Regions from separate parts of the Homo sapiens genome. Here region 2 is linked to region 1. The links are chromatin loops, found by intact Hi-C in ENCODE. Cell type or tissue: IMR-90. All regions are shown on one strand. Links, peaks and the distances in the headings refer to the core of each region. The heading gives the core; the rest is flanking DNA.

Region 1 (2,929 bases), core at 298-2,797:
TTAATGTGTCTTATAAACAAAAAAAAAAATACAATTATGGGAACAATGTACAGCAGGTTCTCAAATAATGTCATTTCATTTGTTTCATTATAAAGTTGATAAAAGAAAAAATGACTTCCTAGCCCGGGCCACTGTGTGCATAGAGTTTGCACATGCTCCCCTTGTCTGCACGGGTTTTCTCTGGGTACTCCGGTTTCCTCCCACATCCCAAAGCTGTGCATGTTAGGTGAATCAGCGTGTCTACACAGTCTCGGTCTGAATGTGGGTGGGTATGAGTGTTCCCTGAGATGGGATGGCATCCTGTCCGGGGCTGGTTCCCAACTGGTGCCCTGAACTGCTGGGATCGGCTCTGGCCACCCAAGACCATGAATTGGTGTAAGTGGGTAAACAATTTTCAGACTTGTTTTTAGGAATCTTTCTTATGTATGTATAGCTCACATTTATTCCGATGTTTTATATTAGAAATATTTCGATCTTTATGTAGAAGTTTGGTGATATTTTTGTGACCAGAAATATGCCATAGGAGCTTAACTCTTGTTTATATCAATTAGCCTGTGGTAACAGTGGTTTCCTTGTACGTCATTTCACTTAAGGTCGCAGATTCCAAGAACCTATCCATAACGATAAGTGAGGACTTACTGCATATAGCTTTGGCTGTACGTGACAGAGACTGAAAATAACAGTGGCTTAGTTAGACAAGACTCCAAGCTGTTATGGCAACTCTGCTTCAAGAAGTCATCATCTATGAACAATAGGCACCGGGGACTCCAAAAGGGAGGAGCCAGAGAGATGGCGCAAAGGGCTGAAAAACCTCCTATTGGGTACTATGTTCACTATTTGAGTGATGGGATCGACAGATGCCCAAACCTCAGCATCACACAATATACCCTTGTAACAAACTTGCATATGTATCCCCCGAATATAAAATAAAATAAAATAATAAAGTAAAAATGTCACTATCACAGTCTGATATGGTTTGGCTGTGTCCCCAACCAAATCTCACCCTGAATTGTAATAATCCCCATGTGTTAAGGATGGAGCCAGGTGGAGATAATTGAATCATGTGGTTGGTTTCCCCCATACTGTTCCCATGGTAGTGAACAAGTCTCATGAGATCTGATGGTTTTATAAATAGGAGTTCCCCTGCACAAGCTCTCTTGCCTGCCACTATGTAAGATGTGCCTTTGCTCCTTTGCCTTCCACCATGATTGTGAGGCCTCCCCCGCAATGTGGAACTGTGAGTCCCTTAAACCTCATTCCTTTATAAATTACCCAGTCTCGGGTATGTCTTTATTAGCAGTGTGAGAACAGATTAATACACTGTCCTAGGCCTTCTTTAAAAATCTTGTTGCTCTGCCATTCTTAAAGTGCTGGCATCCTTAGCAAAGTCTAAGATAGGCAACCATTATTCCCACATTCCAGCAAATGAGAAGGGAAAGGAGACAGCACACCCCGTCCTTTAATGGCCTACTTGGAAGTTGCACATAACCATTCTGTTTATATCCTGTGGTCAGAACTTTGTCACATGGTTTAAAATTCTTAGCTGCAAGGAAGGCTAAGAAATGTCATCTCTATCCTGTAGGGATTTGTCCCCAGCTAAAACTTAGGTGCTTTATGTCTGAGGACAGTGGGGAAAAGAGAGACTAGGAGACAACTAACAGTCTCCCTCACAGAGTAGTATTCGCTTTTTCAAGATTCTATTCTTAAAATTCTATAAATTATTTATATTTTGGTTCAATTTTGCAAGAGAATATAAATCTGGCCTAACCTTTATTCTTAAATATTGGAAACATAGCCATGTAACACTGCCACAATTTTGGCTTCATGGTGCTGATATTTATGACAGTGCTGAAGAAAAAGTTAATTTTAATTTGTTCTTACAAAATTATTTTCCTAAGAATTCTAAAGTAACTCTAGTCTTCTTGCCATGCTTAACAACTAGCTTTCAAAAGACTACATTAAAAACTCAAATTGCAAAATTAAAAAATCATTGACATATTCCTACGACATATGGAACTATACCACCTCAAGGATTCTTTTAAATTATCACAGTCAATTGTGCCCTTACTGCCAGAAAACTCTTGAAGTAACAAGATGTATTCACTATAGCAAGATGTGCTCCTGAATTTTGACACTTTATTCTCATATTAGTTCACAGTAGTATATTTTATCATTCAAATATGAGAGAGGATTAAAAATAAAATAATTCACCAGCACATAGTTCACTATTGCTTGACATATGAACAATCTCAAGGCCTATCCATGAACTACAGAACCTCCTGAATAAATATAAAAGAGGAGCAATCCATAAGTGATCCAATTTAAAATATAGTAATTTATGAGCTGTTTTATGATCATTCACATTTACTAGATTCAAGAGTACATTATTTCAAAGCCACTTGGCTTCTATCCTTAAAAAACATGGTACTTTCCCATAGTGGCATCTTTTATCCACTTAAAAGCATGTAAATTATTATGCTCAACAAATTTAACTCCTTATTTTATGACCAGCTTGCCTTAAGAATGGTTTTGAATGGCTAGGACAGTGATAAAAGCATCAAGCATGATATAGAATATAACTGTGCAAAATGGATTTTTTAAAATATGCTTGTAATATAAAATGTTAATTAAAGAAAATTTGGAAACTGCTGAAAAGAAAGATGTAGAATATCAAAATAAACTACATTAAATTGAGCATTAAATACTTAAGTAGTCGCCAAAATGATATTGACCAACAAGGTTTTACATGGAAGAGAAAAGGAATGGGGGAACCACTTCCAAAGAAGACTGAGTAAGAGGGATTGGAATTATCCCCCTGCCTAAGAAAATAAAAGTTCTGTACAAAATATGAAGCAATAGTTTTCAAGACACTGGACACAATGCAATAATCCTTGACAAACAGAAAACACACGAGGTGAACCCTAAGAAA
Region 2 (2,929 bases), core at 140-2,639, 60 kb after region 1:
TGGCATGGGGAACTTCTAAGTGAGTTACCATCTTAATTCCTCAAAAATCTTCACCGTAGTACCTGGAGTGTAGTAGTATATTTTATAAGAATAAAGCTTTGCTTTTCTTAGGTAAATTAACAAAAAGATTTATTTCATAAATTAAATAATTAACCATAAGGATGGGAATAGAGGAATTTTGTCATGTAAAGATAATGTATCTGAATGAATGGTACAATTTATGAAAATCAGAGAATTTCAGGACTAGAATAGGCCTTAACTAATCTCCATATCCTGGCTGGAGCTACTTACTATCTATCCTACCCACCAGAAGAATGGCAACAACCTCCAAAACCAAAACTTCCATGTTTTTAGATGCATGAATTTCACTGAAATAAAAACGAAGTTATTTCCTGAGTACTTTTATAATCCAGCCACCAAGATAACCCATTTAAAAGCCTCTTAGTAACCTTATGAGGCAGGCACTATTGTTAACCCCATTTTACAGATTGGATCATTGCAGCTGAGAGAAGTCAAGCAAGTTTTACATGTTTACATTGCTTTTAAGAACAAACTTCAATCTGCTTCCATACCCCTCATTTATATATATTATACCACATTATAGTCTAGCTAGCCAGTCAAAATGGCATCATAGGCAGCCATGAGGCCCCTGGAGTCAGACAGAGTTCAAATCCTGCCTCTACTGTGCACTAGCTATATGACCCTGGGAAAACTACTTAACCTCTGTGTGCTTGCCATTTCCTTTCCTGTAAAATGGTGGTGGGATTTTATGTGTCTGGTCTATAGTAAGCACTCAGAAAATTAGCTATTATTACCAGAGGTTGAAGAGCCAACTCAAGCTAAAATAGACCTCTTGGTTGTCCTGGGCACAGCAAAATCAAATTGACTCTACCATCACTAATCTCCCTGCCTTTAGGCTCACCATCTAGTGGGAAGAAGCTTCTGTAATACTTCTTAAAGAAGTCATGTATTTATCCTGCTAAGGTAAACAGGCTCAGACATTTCCTTATGCCAGAACTTGCTTGGAGGTGTCAGCCTCTGCTTCTCCCAGGGTTCATCAGTGTCATTTTATAAGTTAAAAAAAAAGAGAAATATTTGAAGATGGTAATGAAATTGTCAAATTGTAAACCAAATCAATATTCACTACAGGAAACTCTGAATATTGTATAGTTTAGAGTATTTGTAGTAGACTGTATTCATGAAGCTATAAAGAACTGCTTGAGACTGGTTAATTTGTAAAGAAAAGAGGTTTAATTAACTCACAGTTCTGCATGGCTGAGGAGGCCTCAGGAAACTTATAATCATGGCAGAAGGGGAAACAGGCACATCTTACATGGTGGCAAACGAGAGACAGAGAGAGAGAGTGTGTGTGTGTGTGAGCATGCAGGATAAACTACCACTTATAAAACCGTGAGATCTCATGAGAATTCACTCACTATCATGAGAATAGCATGGGGGAAACCATCCCCATAATCCAATCACTTCCCTTCCTCGATGCATGGGAATTACAATTCGAGTGAGGTTTTAGTGGGGAAATGGAGCCAAACTACATCAGTAATAGTTCTCAAACATGGCTGGACATTAACCTGAAAAGCTCTTAGGGTTAGGGTGACCCAGAACCACATACCTCAGAATCTCTGGGGTCAGGGCTGAGGCATCAGGGTTTTTTTAAGCTCCTCAGGTGATTTTAACACACAGCCAAGTTTGAGAATCACTGGTCTAGTGCTACTGAGTAAAAAAAATTCCCGGGGTTGGGAATGGAAATAAATATTTTCAAAACATTGATGATTGGCCACACTGGCAGTCACTGGTTTAGAAAAGATATCACCCCAATAAAATGGCTGAGGGCCTATGTTTTCAGTTATGAAATCTGAGGACACATTGCCAGTGGAGTTTTCAGACAGGAAATATGTAGTAAGATTTTGGTTTTATTTATTTATTTATTTATTTTTTCTTTTTGAGACAAGGTCTTGTTCTGCCACCTAGGCTGGAGTGCAGTGATGTGATCATAGTTCATTGCAGCCTTGACCTCGTGGGCTCAAACAATCCTTCCACCTCAGTCTCCGAAGTAGTTGGGACTACAGGTACAGGCCACCACACCCAGCTAATTTTTGTATTTTTAGTAGAGATGGAGTTTCACCATGTTGCCCAGGCTGGTCTTGAACTCCTGGGCTCAAGAGATCTGCCCGCCTCAGTCTCCCAAAGTATTGGGATTACAAGTGTGAGCCACTGTGCCCAGCCAATATTTTGTATTACAGATCATGAAATTTGAAATCGCTTCATAATATCTCACTATTTACTAGCCTATAAACAACATAGAGGATTTGAAGTTAAAAGAGAACTTCATTTTATTTTAAATTTTTTGAGACAAGGTCTCACTATGTTGCCCAGGCTGGTCTCAAATTCCTGGGCTCAAGCGATTCTCCCATCTGGATCTCCCAAAGTACTGAGATTATAGGCAGGAGCCACCATGCCTGGCCTAAAGGAGAACTTTAGATTTGTAGTTTCCCTTCTGTTTTACTTAAATCATAACCCTTAACACTGGACCAACATAGTTTATCTTTTACCTACTAGGAATTAATTTTGTATGAAAATTGGGTGAAACTCAGCCTTTATAGTACAGAAGAGACAGCATGAAAATCACAGCTATGTAGGAACCAAGCAAAAACAGTGCTGATTTATGAAACTTCACAGACTTAGAAATAGAAACAAAACACTAAATATTCATGAAATCCCATACAGTGCTTGCACATAAGTTACATCTCAGGGATTTGTAACTTAGTTATAGGAAAAAATAATAAGCTGAGCACATCCAAACATATGAAACTTCTCAAGTGTTAGGTTTCACTAATTTCTGGTCTTATTTTGTTTTGAATCATAAATAAACCATAAGTATGCTATAAGTGGTTGGCCACAATCTAAACCTCCC

What was found. Hi-C counts contacts between places; a loop is a spot of excess contacts. Peaks named below come from ENCODE experiments on the same cell type or tissue, not always from the same donor. Only the 100,000 strongest peaks of a DNase experiment are listed, where the experiment ranks them.
Region 2: it touches region 1 in a loop (7-fold over the local background); 1 of 110 quality-filtered maps calls a loop at or near these places.

What each region holds. Positions count from the first base shown.
Region 1 is chr7:18,101,346-18,104,274 of GRCh38, reverse strand. It overlaps a transcript of HDAC9 not described here. Among named protein-coding and RNA genes, the nearest start is that of MIR1302-6, 24 kb to the left of the region's middle. In IMR-90, for the core only: no CTCF peak of the experiment used is centred there; no DNase peak of the experiment used is centred there.
Region 2 is chr7:18,041,322-18,044,250 of GRCh38, reverse strand. No RefSeq gene overlaps it. Among named protein-coding and RNA genes, the nearest start is that of PRPS1L1, 15 kb to the right of the region's middle. In IMR-90, for the core only: no CTCF peak of the experiment used is centred there; no DNase peak of the experiment used is centred there; H3K27ac peaks cover 555 bases.